3 separate regions of the Homo sapiens genome follow, and all the other regions are linked to region 2. Evidence: chromatin contacts called from ENCODE Hi-C data. All regions are on one chromosome and are shown on one strand. Each heading gives the region's core, a stretch centred on a gene start or an enhancer-like site at or near the end of the contact. The rest is flanking DNA. Distances are from core to core; before and after follow the strand shown.

What was found. A loop is a pair of places that touch in the nucleus more often than their neighbours do. Pooled maps may share reads with other maps.
Region 1: a loop to region 2 is called in a pooled map, with 7 times the contacts of the local background. The contact joins the promoter of FAM200B here to the promoter of LINC01182 in region 2. A Hi-C loop is called at or near these places in 5 of 50 pooled maps.
Region 3: a loop to region 2 is called in a map of CD8-positive, alpha-beta T cell, with 2.7 times the contacts of the local background. The contact joins the promoter of TAPT1 here to the promoter of LINC01182 in region 2. A Hi-C loop is called at or near these places in 2 of 168 maps with a recorded cell type or tissue (CD4-positive, alpha-beta memory T cell and CD8-positive, alpha-beta T cell) and 4 of 50 pooled maps.

Annotation. Positions count from the first base shown.
Region 1 is chr4:15,680,441-15,683,140 of GRCh38, reverse strand. It overlaps FAM200B (family with sequence similarity 200 member B), which reads right to left and starts at 1,314. Exons shown (of 2, transcript NM_001145191.2): 1 at 1,240-1,314. It also overlaps a transcript of FBXL5 not described here. RefSeq lists enhancers at 1,045-1,094, 1,105-1,344, 1,515-1,814.
Region 2 is chr4:13,653,916-13,656,615 of GRCh38, reverse strand. It overlaps LINC01182 (long intergenic non-protein coding RNA 1182), which reads right to left and starts at 1,437. Exons shown (of 4, transcript NR_121681.1): 1 at 1,265-1,437. RefSeq lists an enhancer at 1,863-1,912.
Region 3 is chr4:16,225,055-16,227,754 of GRCh38, reverse strand. It overlaps TAPT1 (transmembrane anterior posterior transformation 1), which reads left to right and starts at 1,284. Exons shown (of 14, transcript NM_153365.3): 1 at 1,284-1,496. The coding sequence starts at 1,298. TAPT1-AS1 (TAPT1 antisense RNA 1) reads right to left here and starts at 1,092. Exons shown (of 3, transcript NR_027697.1): 1 at 578-1,092. RefSeq lists an enhancer at 172-231 and silencers at 742-941, 1,002-1,071, 1,082-1,181, 1,192-1,241, 1,352-1,731.

The DNA.
Region 1 (2,700 bases), core at 65-2,564, 2.0 Mb before region 2:
GCTTAATGCAATGATTGTTATTGTTACAATGCTTGATAGTCTAAAATTCCCCGTCACTAATCTTTTATATCCTAAGATATATCTCTAGTGCGCTGTATCATCTTCTGAAAATACAGCTCTAATCAGCTTCCTCATAACTGGAAAAGCATTTAATGGCGCCGAGCTTGTGTAAGCTCTTCAGGATAATATCCTTTAAGCTTAAGCCTCATCTTTCCAGGTTTCTCCTTCATCACATGATCTCCATACATTCTACATTTCAGTACTAAAAGTATGGAAATTCTTGAAATAGTTCATGCACTTTCATGTCTCTGCTTTTGGCTAGTATTCCTTTTGCCTGGAATACTCTTGTTGGGTCACATGAAGTCCTATTTATTCTTTTCTACTTAGTTCAAATGCTACAGCAGCCATGCATTCAACTAACATTTAGCTACCTACAGTGCCTAAAGTATGTCAGGCACTGGAGATACTAAACAATGAACAGTGACATATTAAAATAACAGAATATCTGTTCAGCTATTAAGATGAATAAGGTGGAGTTACACAACACTGACAAATCTCAAAAACATTATGTAAAACAAGCTAGCTGCAAAAAGATGTACACATTACAGATTGCATAAAGGTGGTTAGGAGAGTGGTTTCCTTAGGCAAAAGGAAAGAGAATGAGACGGGGTAGAGCTGACAAAGGACTTCAATCACTTATATAATCATTTATTTCTCCAATTCAGTGGTGAGTACACATGTGTTATAGTTTTGTTTCTACCTTTTTTCTGTCTAAAATCGTCTATTTAAAAAAAGCATCTTTAAGGCTGGATACCTTCCTGAAGGCACTGGAAATCTGTCATACTGCCACTAACTTAAAATTACCTTCCACCTCTTGCATTTCCCTTTGTTTCCTGTTTTGACATTGCGCACACATTAGTTAGTACACTAGGCCTTAAGAGTGGAAACTGCCAGGTACCAGCTTTAGCTAGATTAAAACATGACCCTCTTCCCAGGAGACTCCTGACCGGTTTTCTCGTCCTCCAGGGACCCAGCTAGGATTTCAATGAACTTTGGCCTGAACCCCTCGGCCGACCCTAGAATAATCGCCCTTCAGGCCCGGATTGCTTCTGCTCTCACCTTCCCTCAATTCATACGGGGGGCAAAACCAGACTGTATTTCCCGCAACGAACCCTGGAATGCTTCGCTTTAGCGGACTCCGGTCCACTCCCATCAGAGGATGCCCTTCTTTCGCCTCACCTCCAGCCCAGCCGCAGCGACCCGGCCGGGCCCAGCGCTGCAAGCCTCAGGTCTCTCCAGCAGAGCTGCGCCTCTGCTCTCCCCACACTTCCCTCCGCAACACCACTTCCGGCCTACCTCACAAATTCCCCATTCCAGCCGAAAAGAACTGGATCGGCCCTCTGCGCATGCGTGAGACCGGGGCGGTGTCCGGGGGTGCCGGGAGCGGGCGGTGCAGGCTCCACTTTTCCACTTCCCTACGCTCTGTCGGCAGTCTCGCGGGATTTCCGCCTCTCGCGGGAGTTATTTGAATGCCAGGGCGGTAACGACTCCCTAGGCGCCTGGGGCCCTCTGACAAGAAACCCTAGGAGACACCGCGGAGAACTCTGCCTCTGAGCTGGTGGGCGGGCCGGATGTAGCCGAGCGCGGACAGGGCTAGTCCGGACAGAGTCCCAGAGCCATGGGAGCGAAAAGAGACTGCTGCGGATTAAGGAGGCCTTTCGGTTGGCGCAGCAGCCACACCACAACCAGGCGAAGCAGGTAGTGGCGCTGAATCGCTCCTGCCGCGGGGTAAGCGCTCCCGGCCCGCGCCCGCCCCAGCCCCGACCTGGCGGGGCCAGGACGCTGGTTCATACACTCCAAGGTGATTTTCATAGTCTTTGTGGAAGAATTAGAGAATTTTGAACTTTGATATCATTGCACGTGTTTACTTATTTAGAGAATCGCATTGTGTTTAATAATCATAGTATTCCTGTGCGACTCTTTAGGTTAGCAGATCATTGATTTTTAACATAAAACTGCATTTCATTAAATAGATTTAAATATGTATGTATATTTCTGTCCTCTAATGATTGTAACAAAGCAGATTTCTTGATCATTAACAAGATAGGTTCGTGCAAATAAGTGCATCTTTGTCACAAACCAAATTTTTTTGTGGTTGAGATATATATTTATATATATATGTGAAACAAAAAACATATAAAGGAGAATATATATATATTCTTATATATATAATATATACTGCTTTATTTTTTTGGGTTGACATATATATGTCATATATAGTTTTTTTTTAAATTCTACCTTAAACAGGGAAACATGTTAGATACAGGAGCTTGAATTTCAACTCTGAAACTTAATGCGACTTTATCAGCATTTCTCTTTCTCAAGCTACTTACTTCTTGTAGGATTACACAGTCAAATTTTTAAAAATTTTTGATTCTCCAACTGGATTTTTTTTTTTAATTTTTGAGACGGAGTCTCACTCTCTCGCCCAGGCTGGAGTGCAGTGGCGCAGCCTCGGCTCACTGCAACCTCAGCCTCCTGGTTCAAGCGATTCCCCTGCCACAACCTCCCGAGTAGCTGGGATTACAGGCGACCGCCACCATGCCAGGCTAATTTTTGTATTTTTCAAAAATACAAAGACGGGGTTTCACCATTTTGGCCAGGCTGGTCTCGAACTCCTGACCTCAGGTGATCCACCCA
Region 2 (2,700 bases), core at 188-2,687:
CCATGGTCATATAAAAACCCTCAGCCTATTCCGAGGGTTTGCAAAGGATTCACTATGTGCAGGCAGCTGAATTTTATGGAATGCATTTTCCTATCCTAAGTTACCTTCAAAGGTCATAAAAAATGATCTTAGGACATTATTACAATGATGATGCTTTCCACTGGGCATGTTGTTATTTGTTTCTTGAACAGGAAATATATTAGCGTAACTTTTAAATTAAAATGATATAAAAGTTATAATTGAAAAGTCTTGTTTCTGACTGCCTTACGTATACCTAGCTACTTTTATTAGCTTTTCATATAAATATAAGTAAATGTGACTAATGTAGTCTTCTTTTTTTCCTTCTTACACAATAATTAGCTGTTTGACACTCTTCCGGATATTGTTTTTGTCACTTAACAACATAACTTGGTGATCCTCCCAGAGCCGAAAAGCTCTCCCAGATATGTTTCAGGGCAGCGTAACCTTCCTTGTTCTTCCTTCACTGAGCATGTTATATGTGGAAAGAACACATCCCCACTTGGGGAAACCAGATAAATTGTTTAAATTATTGCAAATGTGAATGATTTTAATGTAGAAATAACCTTTTTCATTCCACATTAATCACAAATACTGTTCACAACCCTTCGTAATAAACTTGTCTCCTGCTTATTTTTTTTTTTCTGGTATTCCTTGTGATTAGAATCTCTCGCCTTGGTATCCGCTGTGTTCAAGAGCAGAACAGAGCTTTGAACTTTACAGGCTAGTGCTCAGAATTAAAAGTGCTTAATGCCACCAAGATTTCTATTAAAAAACCCAGGGTAAAGGAAAAAGCCTTTTGCTTCAGCTGAAATGTTCTTGTAAAGGGCAAAATGGAAAATACAAACACCACTGCCGTTTGCTGGTTGGATACCACAGCCATCGGCACCTCCTGGAAATGGCAAGCCCATGAGTTCCTGATGGAAGCCAAGGTTAGTCTTATTGCATTTGAGAGAGTTAGAAAAGTGTCTTTCAGTGTGGACAGAGAGCCAGCAAGATTGTGAAGGTCAAAGAAAAATCCAATTATCCATAGCAAACACTGACCATACAATTAAATTACACCAGTCAGGAAAGCATCTGATCTTCTGCAACGGACTTCTTCCAGCAAATTTACCCTTGAATCAGTCTGGGCCATTCATTGGCAGCCAGCTGATCAGTTTCCTTCTGCTGCCCTGCATCCTGCAACATGTCTGTAGCAGATGTATCACTGCCCACCTACATCCCCTTGGCCCACCCCAGAGGTCACCTGCAGCTGCAGTGGTCAACTCCCAAGCACGCAGACATCTCAGCATCAAGAACCTGCTTCTCTCTGCCCAAGGGCTTTTTCTGGCCATAGAAGTATCCCCTGCACAGTCCAGATATGCAGGCTGGACAGAAGTTCCAGGGAGCTACCATTCCCAAGAGCAAGCCTCAAGCAATGCCTGGGAGATAAACACCCAGCTCCCTTGCTTGCCCCTTGCCTTGCTGGGGCAATGCCAAAGTGTGTGGTGCCCATACTCTCAGAGGGACACCAGTGCGACTGAGCCCCAGGTGGGACCTACTCATTAACATGCTGTTTATTGGCTTTTCTCTCTTCCCTACTGTCTCATCATTTTTCTGGGATTGACTCCTGTGAGAGCCTTGATCCAGTCAAGAGACAGAAACTACACAGTAAGTTCAACAGGACAAGTGTAACACAGAGTCATTAACTACAATGAAGAGTATAGATATAAGGAAACTCTACAAAGCAACCTAGAGCTACGAGGGAGAACTTAGGAAAAGACGAACTTGAGAAGGATTCAGACCTCTTGGGAAACGGTGAGGTTCAGCCCACGAGACAGCAGAGAAGTTAGCTGCTTTGGCTAGGCTGGAGCCGGCCTGGAATTGCTGGGAACCTCCAGGTGCAGCCAGCCTCCGTTGTGCACGCAGGGGGCGCCAATCAGCAACTGATGGTGAGGGATGGAGCCCGGGAGCTGGCGGGGGCTGCAGGAGGCTGCAGAAGGAGCGGAGCGGCTACTCAACGCCTGACCCTGCCAGCTAAGTGCAGCTGCACACAGGCCGAGCAGAAGCTTGCAAAGGGAGGCTGAGTCCCGGACCCAAGTGTAGCAAGCAGGGAAAGGGAGGGTAGGGCACCGGTAAGGGCAGGAGCCCTTCGGAGGCTCACTCTGTGCTGGGGAGCTCTGCTTTCCATGTCAAGAAGCCTGCACAAAAATTATCACCAAGCCGGGGCTGCAAAGTCACAGAAGGACCAGTTCCACCCGCTGTCCTCGTCCACCCACACTACTGAGCCGCGGTCCCCGCACAACCGGCGGAAACCCTCCTCCAGCTGCGGTGTCCTCCGGCGCCCTCTACTGAGGAAGCCTAGCATCGCGCGCACTTAAAGGAGACGGGCTCAAAGGCACGCCTTCGTTAGTCCCAGAGCATAAATTAATAAAGGGTCCATTCAGAGCTGAGAGGCACAAAAAAAAATTTTTTAAAAAGATAAATACACCTCCAAAGTCCCACTTGCACTCAAACCCTTGTCTCAGGATCTGCTTTTGAAAGAACCCAAATCACGACAATGTCAGACAGAGATGTGATTTTTGTTGACAAAAAGAGTCAGACTCTAAAATATTTAAAGAGATTTATTCTGAGCCAAATATGAGTCACTAATGGCCCATGACATAACCTTCAGGAGATCCTGAGAACATGACCCCAAGGTGA
Region 3 (2,700 bases), core at 35-2,534, 2.6 Mb before region 2:
GCCTCCTGCTCAGCTGTCAGAATGCCAGGCGGCTCTGCAGCCCAAAGCCCACTCCGTTTTAAACTTGCTCGTTTGCAATCACGTAACCCGCTACTGACGACAGAACCCTCAAGGCCCATTTATATGCGGTTCTCAAGTTTAGGTCTAGGGAAGTTTCCAGGAAGCTTAGTGTTCGGGGAGGAATTCGTTTTGCTTTTGCTAATCAAAGAGACACAAAAGCACAGCTGAGTCCCGAAGCTGGCACACGGGAAATCGAGGTACCACTGTCCCCTCACCGGAGCGCGCAACAATCACTTGGGGAGCGGGGAAAAGGTTTCCACCTTCCCCGAGCCTGGGGCACCTTCGCTCCCACCGCCCCAGCTGGTGGTGGTCTCGACACCACGCTCGTTGCGGGGTCACACGCCAGAGCTGGAAAGGGGAGGTCCAGCCCCAAGTAAAGCGACAAAGTAAGGACACAGTGGTGGCCAAGGGCTGTCTCCTAACCCCAGTCCCGAAAGACAGTGTGGAAAGTCCGCCGGCGCGCCAGCCCTTGAAACTCTGCCGGTCCGGCCGCGGCCCCTCCCCTGCGCGTCCCCACCTGTTGTGAAGCTGCCCAAGCTCCTTCTTGCCCAAATGCTTTGGAAACTGCCAAAGGACACTCAGAGGCCAGGGAATGTAACAGGCAAGCATAAATATGCAGAAGAGATGGAACCAAAATAGCGGGCAGGCAGGGCCGGCGCTCGTGGGGGTCGGTGATCTGGAGCCGGGCCCCCGCCGCCGCGGCCGCGCCAGCAGTGCCAAGACCTGGCGGGCGGCGCCGGCGCACTCCGGGCACCGAGTCTGCAAAAGAGGCCCTGAGCGGACCGCCGGACACCTCGCAGACTGCGGGCAGCGGTGGTGGCGGCCGCCTCTCCGGGGCTCCACGGCCGACCCGCCGCCCGCCGCCGCCATCCCCGGCCCGCTCCTGCCGGGTCCCCGACTCGAGCCCCGGAGGCGCCCGCTCTGCGGGACCGCGCAGCCCGGCTGCATGGAGCCCGGCGCGGTGCCCCGGCCGGCCGAGCCAGCCACGGCGCGAGAAACCGTCGCCCGCCACGGCGAGGGCAGGAAGAAGATGGCGGCTACCGTGGCGGCGGCGGCGGCGGCAGCGGCCTCACACGCGTCGCTGACGCCAATGGCTCGCGCCGGTCGGCGGGCCGCGGATGGCGGCGGCGGCGGCGGCGGCTCGGGCTCCGGCGAGGGGCGGGGCGAGGCGGGGAGGGGGCCGGCCGGAGGCAGAGGCTGGAGGGAGGCGGCGGGGACAGTTTGTTGTGCTCGGAACATGGCGGGCGTCGGCGACGCGGCCGCTCCGGGAGAAGGCGGCGGTGGCGGCGTGGACGGCCCGCAGCGGGACGGCCGCGGCGAGGCGGAGCAGCCGGGCGGCAGCGGCGGACAGGGGCCCCCGCCGGCGCCTCAGCTCACAGAGACGCTGGGCTTCTACGAGAGCGACCGGCGGCGGGAGAGGCGCCGGGGCCGCACAGGTGAGGCGGGCGGCGCTAGGCCGTGGCGGGCTCCGAGGGGCGGACTGGGGACCGAGGGCGGCGGGGGCGCCTTGGAACCCCGGCCCCCGAGCCGCGCGGCTGCCGTTGCCTCCCGGGGCTCCCCAGGCTGTGGGCGCGCGGAGCCGCCGAGGCTGCCGAGGCTCCGCGGCCGTTGACAGTTCCTCGGGCGGGTTGCGCGCGCAGCCCCGAGGCCCCCGCGGCCGCGCCAGGCCAGGTGTGCCCTAGAAGGGGTCTGCGGCCGGGAAAGTTCTGTCCGGGTCCTTGCATCGCCCTCGGAAGGTCTTAGGTTAGCGGGCATCTCCCACGTCTCGGAGCCCAAACGTGAGAAGCACACGGCTGATTTCTTAATTATATTCATGCCAAGGTGACTTTTTTTGTTCTGTATTTTAAGCAAACTTGAGCCATAGAAACCTGTTAACTTGCCCTGCAAGTAGATTTTTCACAGACAGCTGACGGTGTGGTAGTGACCATGAAGTTCAGTAGTTTTGCCCAGTACAGAAATATTTAACACTCCATAAAATGTTGCATCTGAACTTTTCCTGAACTGAAACTTATGCCAAAAAAATTACTAGATGAGAAAATGTGTACTTATGAATCCTACATTCAATGACCAGTTTTAAACGTATTGTTACAATGTTACAGTTTCTATAAGCTGTAGGTTTTTATTCTCATTTTAAAAGAATTTTTAAAACTTGCATTTGTATTCATATTGCAGTTACAGATTAGTTTTAAATGAAAAAAGGTTTTGAGATGGATGTCTTCTTGAATATAGAGTGAACCCAACGTTTTAATTCTCAAGCTGTAAACAGCAACTGAACCATAACTCCATTAAATTTCTTCCAACTAAAAAATTACTTCTGTTGTCCAAAAGGGGCTGTGTTAGCCGTTATTTCCTGAAGTTCATGCAAATAACTAAGTTGTGAGGCTGATTACATCATTGATTGTACTTGAGTACTGAAATTTTAAAACTACTTAAGGGGCATAAAGTTGATCAGATGCGATTCTAATTGATTTGCTGATTCCCAGAACTGGACGTAGGTTCTATTTGAAGCAGTCTATATTTTTGGAAAATTACAGACGGTCTTGTTTGGTCTTTTTCAATTAACCACTTAAAAATTCTCAACCATACTTTATTTGGTTTAGTTCTCAGTTAAACATTTGCTTTCAAGAGTATTTACTTTCT